Regions from separate parts of the Homo sapiens genome. Here region 1 is linked to region 2. A link is a contact called in ENCODE Hi-C or POLR2A ChIA-PET data. All regions are on one chromosome and are shown on one strand. Each heading gives the region's core, a stretch centred on a gene start or an enhancer-like site at or near the end of the contact. The rest is flanking DNA. Distances are from core to core; before and after follow the strand shown. Region 1 holds the start of SLC6A9 (solute carrier family 6 member 9). Region 2 overlaps ST3GAL3 (ST3 beta-galactoside alpha-2,3-sialyltransferase 3).

Evidence for each region. A loop is a pair of places that touch in the nucleus more often than their neighbours do. ChIA-PET counts read pairs that join two places held with the same protein, here RNA polymerase II (POLR2A). Pooled maps may share reads with other maps.
Region 1: a pooled map shows a loop between it and region 2 (2.5-fold over the local background). The contact joins the promoter of SLC6A9 here to the enhancer-like site in region 2. A Hi-C loop is called at or near these places in 2 of 168 maps with a recorded cell type or tissue (heart right ventricle and pancreas) and 2 of 50 pooled maps. POLR2A ChIA-PET finds 5 or more read pairs at or near these places in 3 of 52 experiments (AG04449, K562 and Panc1).

What each region holds. Positions count from the first base shown.
Region 1 is chr1:44,029,369-44,035,428 of GRCh38, reverse strand. SLC6A9 (solute carrier family 6 member 9) reads left to right here and starts at 3,967. Exons shown (of 14, transcript NM_001024845.3): 1 at 3,967-4,123. LOC107984948 (a long non-coding RNA gene) reads right to left here and starts at 5,015. Exons shown (of 2, transcript XR_007066054.1): 1 at 4,880-5,015. LOC124904168 (a long non-coding RNA gene) reads left to right here. Exons shown (of 4, transcript XR_007066055.1): 2 at 4-174; 3 at 1,109-1,784; 4 at 2,702-2,886. RefSeq lists enhancers at 1-718, 4,237-4,833, 5,475-6,032, 6,033-6,060 and silencers at 4,426-4,495, 4,816-5,365.
Region 2 is chr1:43,782,465-43,788,946 of GRCh38, reverse strand. The region is part of intron 2 of ST3GAL3 (ST3 beta-galactoside alpha-2,3-sialyltransferase 3); the gene reads right to left. Among named protein-coding and RNA genes, the nearest start is that of MIR6079, 53 kb to the left of the region's middle. RefSeq lists a silencer at 3,588-3,637. Within about 2 kb of position 5,131, at least 8 of the 41 ENCODE cell types and tissues checked have a DNase peak (open chromatin) inside an H3K27ac peak, as active enhancers do.

The DNA of each region.
Region 1 (6,060 bases), core at 2,718-5,217, 250 kb before region 2:
TAGCCATGCCCACAGCTACACGTGGGCCACAGATGGCTGAACCACACGGACATACCAGCACAGGCACAATGTCACCTGTCCCATCTGGGAGAACAGGAACCCCTTCTCTCTCACGGTTGTACTCCCAGAGAGGAGCTCAATTCCCAGCACATGGCAGATGCGCACTAATATTTGGTGAGTGAATAAATGGACATTCAGTGCCACAGGGCCTGTGACCAGGCTGGGCTGAGGCCAGAGGGAACGCCATCCCACCTGCAAGCCTGCTCGACCTCTCCAGACCCAGGATGGGAGCATCGAGGAAGAACTACAACTGCCAGCACCACCCCAGCCCCAACTTCAGTCATGGCCACTCCTCAGATAATAGGTCACTGAAGGGACCTCGGTTATGTAGGGACCCTGGTTATGCAGGGACCCCACTCCCTCCCTCCAGGTGCAGTGAATTGGAACACTGGCACTCTGAAAATGGAATGTTATGAACATTGGGTGCTCTGGATGTTGGGTACCCCAGGCCCCCTGGAATTTGGCACTGGGGGCTCTGGGTTTTGGGTCCTCTACAGTGTTGGGTGCTCTGGCACCCTTGACATTGGGAATTCAGGACTTTGGGAGCTCAAAGCGATTGAGGAGTCTGGGTGTTGAAAGCTCTGGAGATTGGGGCTGCCCCTTGGACAACGCCAAAGTCAATACTTCCTGTCTATATGCCTGATTTTACCTGGAGCCACTGAGGTCCAGCCCGGAACCCCTGTTCTGAACCCCATGATTGGCTTATGCTGCCCCAAGGCTGGGGTGGCAGGGCTGGGGTGGCGGGGTTTCAGGGGTAGAGAAACCACAACAGGATGGCCTAAGGGGTACCTGGAGCCCCAGAGACAGCTCTCAGGTCTGAAACCAATCTAACCTGCTCCTCTGCATTGGGACAGGGCAGTGGAGGTGCCAGGCACTGACCACTGGGCTCCAGGTTCAAGAAAGGAAGAATCTGAGAGCAGAGCCCAGGCAGGCACCTCCCAGTAATGCTTCCTGGCTACTGAGGCTGGGGTTCTAAGGAGGTGGAGACCCCTGGCCAGGCCTGGCTTCAACTACAGGCAATGTCCACCCTCCCCCACCTTCTCAGCAGGCCCCCAGCACCACTCCATCAAGGTGCCCAGTGCTGCCAGCTCCTGCAGTGACCACCAGAAGTGGCCCAAGTCTGGCATTATTCATATTCCTACTAGACACACACCTAAGCTGACTATGTGCATCTCGAAACAGAGGCCTTGATCCTGCAGGCTGATGACACCACTCGAGGAAACCAGCCAGCCCTGGGGGCTCTGACGCTGGATGCAGCCCTCCCAGGAAATAGCTCCACTGGCTGCAGTAACTGGAGGCTCCTGAGCCACATTTCAGCCTGCAGTGGGTGGTGGGTGGGCCCCAGCCCAACTGCTGCCCTGCCCCAGGAAGAAGCAGGCCCGTCAAAATGTCTGACCCCGTCCGTCCCCCATCCCCTCCCCTGCCCCAGTCTGTCCTCAGTCCTGATCCCCCTGCCCGCCCCACAGTGGCCCAGGCTGGCCATGCCCTTCCCACCCTGCAGGCCAGCTGCTCAGAGCCAGGGGCTCACAGCCAGGGACGGAGGCTATCCCAGCTCCCACCCGGGCTGGGCCCAAACCTGCCTCCTTTGGGCCTCATTCTGATTGGAAAAAAACAGCCTCTCTAGTCCCTGTCTCAGGAAGATGACTTTTCAAACCAGAATCTTTCTCACAAGTGTCTCCTCAGGACACAGCTGTGTGGTTTCCTGAAGCTCTTTCTGGTTCAAGGTGGGTAAAACACACATATCCATGAATCTGTTTCTATGTATACAAATAGACTTTGAGCTATGCCAGTGTTAGTCTAATAAAGCCCTCTGGCCAACATCCCCAATCTCCCTAAACACTCCAAGGAAAATTTTCTCTTCACCCCACGTCCCTGTCCCTAGGTTAGTCCCCAAGCCTTCCTCTTTCTGACGGAGCCTCAGAGGGCTGGCCCCTGAGCACCCATCCTCCTCTCTTCTAACAGCCCAGGCCCCAAGCCCCTAGGCCTGAGGGCATCCTGGAAGTCTGGCTTGCAGCACCCTACACCTGCCTCCCTTCATATGGATTCCCTGAGCCATGAAAACTCTCGGAATCTTCACTGAGTGTTCTTAGCGCTCAGTGCCCTCTTCTAGGCCTGTCCCCACCCCAGCCTACTGCTGGAAGGGAGAAGGAGGGAGGCCTTTTCCCCTTCATACTCTTCCTTGTCCGCCTTCCTCTACTTGGGGGCCTCTTCGACATCCTCCATCTGCCTTCCCTGGGGTGGTATCCCTTTTGATGAGCCCCAGCGAGGAGGCAAGGAGGAAGATCCTAAAAAAAACTTATGGAGGAAGTTACGTCCTGGCAGGAGAGATATAGAGGGCTTGGACCCCATCTGCCCAGTCCCAGGAATTGAGCACACACATAACTACACAGACCTGCTGCAGTGCACACAATCAGTCTTCCACAGATGTACCTACACAAATACACAATCGGGGCTCAGGTGTCTGGGGGCACAGACACAACAGGTTGCCTAGATCCAGGTGTGTGTGCACACAACTCACGCAAGAAACACCTGCACTTGGCTTGTAGGAGACTAAAAATCCCAAACATGCTATACCTACTAGGTTTGGGGACAAAGTAAAAGTGAAAATAATCTCGCTGATAAGACTAAGGTGTCTTCCCAGATCTGATCAGGAGTCCAATGTGAATAGGAGACAACAGAGAGCTGTCTTTGTACTTTGGCTCTGAGGAAGGTTTGTGGAATGGACCGCGTGTGGCCTGAGAGAGCTCGCATTTCAGGGAATGCCTGGGCTTGATGCCTGTTATCTTGTTCAGTGCCTCTGATAAATTAATAAACTGGAATCTCACTCAACAATTGGTTTCACGTGAGTTTGGCATGTGTGCACTCGCTTCTTGGAGGCTGACTGTCCCAAGGAAAAAAATTAAACTGTTTCCTGGCCAGAAAATGGTGAGGACTCAGGGTCCAAAGTAGAAATTGCCTCTGTGGGCTGGGCCCCTTCCCTGAGCAGATGCCCTACTCAGGTTGGGGCAAAAACCAGTTCCTCTGACAGAACTAACTGGCCACTCTCCATGAAAGGTGGTGGCTCTCACAAGGTATGCAAATGTGGGAGGCTCATTCCAAATGCCAGCCACCACTCCCCAGAGGCAGCCTGGAGCAATGGGCTTTATATACACACACATGCATTTCCTTAGCCCCTTCTCTCTGTTTCACAGAGGAGGAAACCGAGGCTCACCATGCTCCTTTTGGCAAAGACTCTTTTTTAGCTGAGATTGTAACCCAGGTCTGTCTCACCATGGAAGGAGGAGGGATCCCAGGTTGGTGTCTGCAGCCCCTGTAACACCACCTCAAAAGTAGAGCTGACCAAGCCGGTGGTCCAGGAGGGAAATTTGAGAAAGGGCTACCCCGAGCCCTCCAGTTCCAAGGAGTAGGACCTAGGCCTTACCCAGCAATGCCCACAGTCTCTAGCGGCTCTGCTCCAAAGGGAATGGAATTTGCTCTGACTTCTCTCTAGGGGAAACGCAGGCGCAGAAGGCCAGGGGCCTGGAGGGCTAACTCCAGCCTCAGCCCCCCATAGTGCCCCAGGCCTTCTGGCTTCATTCCAGCCTAGCCCGAAGGGGCCCACATCTGCTTGCTCAAGGGCCCCAGCTGGAGGGCAGCGAGGCAGGGGCGGAGAAGGGGACTCCTTTGTGGCGCTCACTCCCAGGGGTTCGTGGGGATCAATCATCTGAAAGCTGGAGAGACTTGTAATTTTATTCCCTGGGAGGAGGAGCCTGAGAAGTCGGCACGGGAGGAGGGGATGGGATGGAGAGGGGAGGACGGCCAGGGGAGCCGTTCGGGTAGGGGAGGGACTTGGCTAGATCTCCCAAGCCTTCTCCACTCTTCAAACTTTCACCAAACTCTTAGCCCCCGCCTCCCCGAAACCAAAACACAACAGGCTGTGGAAGAGCTGCGAGCGGCGCGGCGGGGCGGGCGAACTCGGCGCGGCACAGAGCCTCGGGAGGCTGATGCAACTTTCCCTTTAAGAAAGCCACCTGGGCGCACCGCGGTGCGGACCCAGCACGCCTGGGCCGGGGGCTGCAGCATGGTAAGGGGGCTGGGGGAAGGGACGCTGGGGCCCGCGCCTCCGTCTGTCCTGCCGTCGGTCTGAGTGTTCGGCGGCTCCGCGGGGCTGAGCCCCAGGACCAGCGTGTGCGTGTGTGTGTGTGTGTGTGTGTGTGTGTGTGATCGCGCATGTATGCGGGCATCTGTGGGTAAGAGTGTGGGTGCACGCACCGGGATGTCTGTCTCGCCGCAAAGATCGGGGTAGGTGCGCGCGTCTGGGTGTCACCGCTGTCACCAAGGAGCTGAAGCGGGAGGGAGAGGGAAGTGGGGGGAGCTCCTGCGTGGGGTGGCGGGGGGGCGCCAGACGCCGGTTCGATCGGGGGCGGCGGGCGCAGGCTGTGCGGGTAGCGCCGGAGCCAGAGCGTGGCACTGTCCGTCCGAGGAGCCAGTGGTTCTGCGCTCTGGGGGCCTGCAGGGGTCGACAGTCGGCCGTGCCTGCACCCAGCGTGCGGGCTCCCGCTCGCTCCATCGCCTCTCAGCGCCCGCCAGCCTGGCTGCCTATCTGGCCCCTCCAGCCGGCCTGCCTCCCTATCTGCCCTCCCGGTGCCGGTTCCAGTGCCCGTGCGCCCGCGGGACCCGGGAAGCCGCGCGGGAGAGTCCTGGCGCACTCAGCCTCTCTTTGTCCGCGCTCTGGCCGCGGCTTTGGGAAGGGACTGCGAGCGAGCCGGGAGTTCTCTGGGGGTTGCTACCCTGGGAAGAATCCGTGCCCTCCCCACCCCAACCCTCATTACCGGCACACCTAGGGCGGGGCCGGGCGGCCGCAGGTGAGGGCAGGGGCCTAGCAGCCCTGGAGAGCCCACCCCCGGCCGGCGCTCCGCACCCGGCAGCCACTGCAGATCTCGAGCAGGCGGCGGGGCCGGGCCGGGCGGGAGAGTGGGGCTTGCCCGGAGGGCCGGGAGGGGCCGGTGCCGGCCCGGGGGCGGGGCCGTGGGGCGGGGACCTCGGCGCCCCGGTACTTTTCCACCGCAGGGGCCGGGGGCGGGGCCGCCGCCTCCACGCCAGCTTAGGCCCACACGTGGCGGCTGATGTAACGCCCGTGCCCCCACATCTCTCTCCCCGATTAAAGCGGACGCGCCCCACTTCGAGGAACCGGGACGCTGCGGGCGGTGCCGCTGCTCCCAGACCGACCGCGCCCCTGCCCGCCGGCCGGAGGCCTCCGCGCCTCGGGCCGGCGGATACTTAAAGGAGCCGCACCCCCTTTCGGGCCTGCTCTCCGCAAGCCACACCCCCTCGCGGATCACTCTTAAAGGAGACGGGACGCTTGCTCGCTGACAGCTTCCGCACAAAGCGCGGTCTATTTCTCCGCTGAAAGGAGCGTGAGGGTGCGGCCGTTGGGAAATAAAGGCTGCAGGGCGAGGAGTGGGGAAAGAGAAAAACCTGAAAGGTTAAAGACTGCCAAAGTGAGGGAGCATCAGAAGGTTGGAGAGTAGTGGGTGAGGGGACTGGTTCTAGGGACTAATGGGCGACACTGAGCATGCCCAAGTGTTTCCAAGGACCGCAGAGAAAACGCCCCCTTTACTTGGCCTATGCGGCGACTGCGGCTGTACCTGCTCAGTTCCCGGCTCTGGGGACACAGAAGAATCACGCCTCTGCCCTGGTAGAACTCTCCATCTAGTGGGGAGCCAGACTTGGGCACAAGGAAGCATGCCTCAATTGCTACGTGTGGCAAGCGTGGGGGTACAGTAGGAAGGCTGACAGCAACGGGGAGGACCTAGGAAGGCTTCATGAAGATAATAGCATTGGGATAGGTTTTGAGGATGGGTAGGATACATACAGGTGGAAGTGGAGACAAGGGTGCTCAAAAAACATGGAACGGGTGCCGGGGCAAAGGCATGAAGCAGGAGCCCTCTGCAAGTGCTGGGTAGTCTCACGTGGCGGCAGATGGCCGCAGGCTGCTGACCTGGGCTCCCAGGTAGAACT
Region 2 (6,482 bases), core at 3,882-6,381:
AAAAAACCTCCCACTCTTCCATTAAGACCAACTCAATTGACCCCTTCTTCTTGAAGACCTCTCTGATCAATTCTGCTCACTTACTTCTTTAGGCCATCACTGTGCTTCTATTATGGCATTCATTATACTGCACTATAATCCTTGTTTGCTTTTCTTCTTCTTTCATTAAACTGAAAGTTCCCTGAAGACAAAGACTGTCTATTCATTTTGAGGCTCTGATGCCTAACTAATGACTGATACATACAAAGTGGTCAATATGTTTATTCAACTAAGAAATAAGCTAGTAAATATTCTTGCTTTCTTTCAAAGGTGATGTTATCTGAGTGATATTTTACAAGTTGGAGGTAAAATCCATTCTGGGTATTGACTCCCATCAGTTCCAATCAGTCCTGAAGTGTGCTTGTCCTGTGAAGGTTCAGGGGTCCAAACCTGGCCTCACCCTAGGAAAATGAGTGCTCACACAAAGAGTCTCCGCAGAGGAGGAATAAGAAAAGCATCCTAAGAGTTTTCCAGGCGAGAGATCACATTCCCCTGAAGAAGATTGGGAATGGAATTCTGAGGAGCTGACTGCCCGGATGAGCAACAATAAAAACAAGCACTTCAAATTTTTATTGCAGTTGACAAGTATTTTTCCAATTGCAATTTATCTTCTTTGTACTCACAAGCAGTCCTGATATAAAGTCTCTTTTAAACTTTTCAAATGACATGTACAGAAAAAAGGCTAAAAGTTAACTAAAAGACTAAAACTAATTAAGACTAAAAGAGACTAAAAACATGGTTGTCTCTGGGTGGCAGAATTATAGTAATGCTTATTCTCTGCATTTTTGTAAAATTTGTACAGTAAACATGTATTACTTGCATTGTTTGAGGGGACAAAAAGTTCAAAACAGAACTTCTGAATCCCGCTCTAGGATTTTAACCTCCAACTCACTGGTACCAATGCCAAAGGATGGCAGGTTCTTGAATGCCTTCATTATTCACTGTACATGCTGAAACGCTGTTGAGCTTTTCTCTTTAATTACTGAGGTCATCCTTATAGTTCATGATACTTAAATATACCCCAACAATATCAGTCTAAATGGACTGGGCTTTCCTCGCCCTTCTTTACTTCTCCCTCCTTCTCACAAATATTATCAAGTGGCTATTACACGCCAGGCCCCATGGAGCCAAATTAGAGATAGCCTTCGCCTTCAAGCCAAGGAAGACAGACCACTTCATAAGCACTTAAGATAAAAATAAAGTGATAAGGGTAAGCATCAAACAGGTGACAGTCTACTGGAAAGAGTCAAAGTCTTTGCAAATATTATTTCCAATGGTAGCGGAATGCTCTTACGATCACACATTTTTAAACTTCAGAAGAGGCAAGTGAGAGGGCAGAAATTTTCAGAGGAAGTTGGTGACATATTCATGTTTTGTGTAAGTTTTTAAATGAAATCTGCTGTGAGCATTAAAGGTTTGATGAATTTTGTTTTGATGAATTTTGCTTTGACTTCAGAAACAGTTTGGCCATTCATTATTTGTGATTTATTCTAAAGGACGTAAGATTATTTTAGTTATAAACCACTTTGACAGCTAACGGGAAAACTTAGTATTCAACAAATTGAGAAGTTTGCTTTGCAAGGAACAGAGCAAGAATATCCAGACTTCTCCCTCTCAGGCTAGCAAATATGTCATTTTTACTTCAGTCATCCCAGGCTCCAGCTGTTCCTGGCTCCCAGGCCAGAGGCAGCCATGTGGCCTGCCATACAAGTGACCAAACTGAATTCCAGACCAAAGTACAGCACAGCCTTGCTGCACATGACTTTGTTCAATGAGGAAACCTAGAATTTACTGGCAATCTTTTATTATAGTCAGATGTTTCCTGTGTCTGGTTTCCGAAGTGGAATAAAAGGAATCTAAAGGGAGTATGAAGAAGAATAGGGCTCAGTCTTTCTGCCATTGGACAAGTTTCCAGAGCACAAATTATGCAGCAAATGAGCTACCTTTTGGGGTATACTTATCTTCAGCCAATTACCATGTGTAAGCCTGAGAGACGTAAAAATGAACTAAAAGAAAATTGTTCCCTCAAGTAGCTCACAACCTAACAGGTAAAATAAAAATACATATAAAGCTAAACACAAGACACAGCCGTGGGAAAAACAGTAACAAGGGAGATTTCACTGTTTATCAGTTTAACAGATGTTTACTGAGAAACTACGACACACTAGGCTTGAAAATACAGTGGTGAGTAAGAACAAAAATGTTCTTATTCTCAAGGAATTTTTGTTTTAGTCAGGGAGATACAAAACAACCAAACAAATGAAATGAACAAAATACTGAACAGTGATAAGCAGTACGAAGAATATTAAAGCATGTAACGGAGACCAAGGGTAGAGGTACAGGCAGTGTTAGACAGGGTGTTTCAGGAAGGCTTCTCTGAGGAGGTGGCACCCAGGCTGAGACCTGGAGACAGAAGCAAGCTAAGAAAAGATCAAGAGAAAGAGTTCCAGGCGGAAGGAAAAGCAAGCGCAGCAGCCCTGCTACATCTAAAGAAGAAGTCAGAAGGTCAGTGTTGCTGGCGCACAGAGCACAGAAAGCAGGAGGTGGGAAAACGAGGTCAGAGAGGAAGACAGGAGCCGCATCTGCAGGAGGGTGTACAGGCCGCAGAAAGATGTCTGTGTTCTATTTCATTAGCAATGAGAAGCCCTGCTTAAAACCCCGGGAGTAACAGAGTCGGATTTATATTTTTAAATATAAACTTGGGCCATTATGTGGGAACTAAATTGATTATTCTGGCAACTGAGTAAAAGGTAGATTAGGGGAGAGAGACTGAAGACAGGGAGATCAATAAGGAGGAGACTCATGCAACCCTCTGGGTGAGAACTGATGGTGGCCTGAACCGGGTCGATGGCAATGGGAATAGAGAAAAAAGGAGAAATGCCAAAAAAAAATGCTTAAAAGGGAAAACTTCAGGATGTAGTGACTGATGGGACATGAGTGAGACAGGAAGGGAAGAGAATGATATCTAGCTTGGGCTTGGGCAAATGGATGCTGACTGTTGCTTGATGGAAAGTAGGCTGCATCCTAACCACATGACCCTTCCTCCCCTCTGGCCACTGACAACTGGCCCATGGGCTCAAGGGAAGGTAATCCATAGACTCCTCATCCACCTAGAGGCAGATAGGGTCTCTCTTTTGGGAATTTAAATTGGGAAGTACAGACAGTTGGGGGATTGGTAGGAGACACAAGCAGACAAAGAAGTGTAGAGACTTGGATGCTGTAGGCTGCGCTAGATGCTGGGCCCTAGCGCCCACATTAGTGGCAGAGCATCAGAGCCAAGAGTCACAACCCTGCTGTTGAGGGCAGCAAGACAACTTTAGATTCAAAATGTTCTCCCTGTTCCAGTCTCTGTGAAAACCAGCTATCCCATGGATCATCTTTCCATGAGGCCTTGAGGTTTGGTTTTTCTTCAGTTCCCAGAAGGCCTTGCCTATAGTTAATACTCTTCATGTCTCTTGCTACATTGAAGCTGTCTGCAGTCTGAGCGGCCTCACCTCACCTTCCAGCACCATCCAGGCCTCTACCTTCTGGATGGCTGTGTGAGGTGAACCTGCCACCAGGCTGGATCTGAGCAACACATGTCTCCTCCACAGGGTCTGAAGCTCAGAAGCAGAGGCTCCACTTGGACCACAGCTCTCAACTTTCTTCTCCAATCTAGCTTTATGAAAGAGCCCTTAACTTGGGAGGTTTAGCAGTCTGTTAACAGAACTGATACCTCAATGTTCACGTCGCCACCTGTTTCTTGTTTTTTAGTCTCTCAACTGTTTAGATCCTGGAGGGATCTAACCCCCCCAGTCTTAGTCCCTCAATTTCTTCCCTCCCAACCCCAATCCCAAACAAAACCTGAGTAAATGAGATTCCTGCGGACAAACAGAGAAAAGAAAAGTCTGAGGAGAAAAAACATCATCATTAATTTAGGAGGATGTGATAATATGGACAAGAAAACAGTGAAATAATCAGAGACAGGAGTAGCAGGACAGAGAAAGCCAAAGGAGGTGAGAATTGATCACAAGGAGTATCCCAATGTGGCAAAGAGGCAGAAGAAGCTGATGGCTGAAAAGATAGCACAGAATTATTCACTGGGGAGCATCTGTAACTTCAGTGGAAACAATTTCTGTACAACAATTTGATGGCAAAGACTCAACTGTGAATGGAAGCTGTTGATGCAGTATACTTATGTCAAGAAGTTTCTCCTTAACTTTCATTAATTTAACTTACCAAACATATACAGAGTTCTTACTAAGCTCGAGAGACTGTATGAAAAGATCAGACATGGTATCTGACATCAAAGAGCTTTTGAACCATCAGAGAGATAATAGAGAGATTCAAATAACGATATTACAAGTCTCTAGAGAAGTTGCTATGGGAGTTTATTTTTACTTACTTATTTATTTATTTTGAGACAGAGTCTCGCTCTGTCACCCAGGCTGGAGTACAGTGGTGCGATCTCGGCTCACTGCAACCTCTGCCTCCCAGGTTCAAGCGATTCTCCTGCCTTAGCCTCCCAAGTAGCTGGGACTACAGGCATGTGCCACCACACTCGGCCAATTTTTGTATTTTTAGTACAGACGGGGTTTCACCATGTTGGCCAGGCTGGTCTCGAACTCCTGACCTCAAATGATCCACCCACCTCGGCCTCCCAAAGTGCTGGGATTACAGGCACGAGCCACCACGCCTGGCCTGTCGTTTAGATGCAAGGAGAATTTTTGGCTGGGAGAAACTGGGAAGATATGGAGGAGATAGTACTTAAGCTGGTATGAGATGACCTTATAGGACAGGCTGTACTGGTAGTGTGGGAACAGCTATGGAAAGGCACTGAAGCATGGAAAGTGAGGGGTGTGTGGTTTCAGGAAGGTAAAATCATACCTAACTAATTTAGTAGGGTTTCTTTCAGGAGGTAAAAATGCATGTGACTGAAAGGGAACCAGTCCATACAATCTATTTAGACCTTCATAAAAAGGCTTTGACACATCAAAGACTATTTTTAAAAAGTGAGTCACCATGAAATTGAGGAAGAAACTGCTATGTCATGCCAGGAGACAAAAGGTACCTGGGTGCAGATCAGGGGCAGGACATCCCCTAGGGCAACAGCGTTCACAGGGACATCAGGAAGTCTGGGAGTAGCTGGAATTCTACCAGCTGCTGCCCTCTAAGACTGCGGGGGGTGGGGGCAGTGTAAGGGTGGCACTGCTTACAAACCCCTGTGTGTACGACTCAAGCAGGTGGAATGAATATGGAACTAGGCATGTGCTGCTGAAACTGAGAGTAAGATGGTATATAAGGTTTGGAGCTCAGGGGATGGGAAAAGTTTTAGTACAGCTGCTCTAGAAACAGGAAAGGAAGCTGATAAAGGAAATGGAAAAGGCAATATTGCCAAGTACTGAATAGGGCACAGTCTGAAACTGGGAGATGAGTGTGATTCACCTTTCTATCGAGTCTCAAATGAAAGACAGCCCAATCAGAGACAAGATGGGCAGACTTGGTCAGAGCTTGGTATCAGTGGGACATTTTCAGGAGGACAAGGGGGTAAAGGCATGGAGGCTGCTACTGAAAGGAGCCAGCCTGGGTGAATAGGAATGGAAGGGAAGTCAGCCAGGGCTGAGCACTGGGAGAACAGGGAGGGCAGAAAGCCAGCAACCCAGAAGAGGTCGAGGGCAGGGACCTGCAGGTGGCATGGACCTGTGCAGCACAGCAGACAAGGCATGCGTTTGAACCAGGCCACCATGGTGCTAATCCGGGCTCCACTGTTTTTCCCACTATGTAACTTTGGGCAACCTACTTAAATCTTGCTGAGCCTTAATTTCCTCATCTGTAAAAAGAGTAACACAAAGTTCAAAATTTATCTGAGCCCCCTCAAACTAGATAGTATTAGAATCCCAAAGTGTTCAGATTTTAGGAAAGCAGCATACTGCACAAACCATATATTATTTAACATCCCCCTATGAGGTTTGGGGCAGCATCCTGTAATTAAATATTAATATTTCTTCTATGAAATGAATTTTTATGCTAAAAGGGACTATAAATACATTCATACCATTTCAGGTCAGATTTTACTGCCAAACGAATTTTGACACTGATCTTTTGAAAAAAAAATGTTTAAAGATGTTTCAAGTTCATATTTGCCATACTGGTGGACCATTAATAGAACCCACCTCATAAGGCCATGTCATGAGGATTAGATGTCCAAATTAACATAAAGCACTGAACACAGTGCCTGGCATGTAGTTAAGTCCTCAATACATGCTGCTGTTAGTGTTTTTATCATCAGCATCATCACCGTTGATGACAGTGTGGCTGAAGTAAAAGAGGGACTGATAAGTGGAGAGGAATATAGAGAGGGAGAAACAGTGAAAATAAGGCAGAAAAGCAGACCAGATGGGGTTTTGAATACCAAGTTAGGAGTCTGGATTTTATTGAGTAAAAGTAGACAGAGTAGAGAAAGA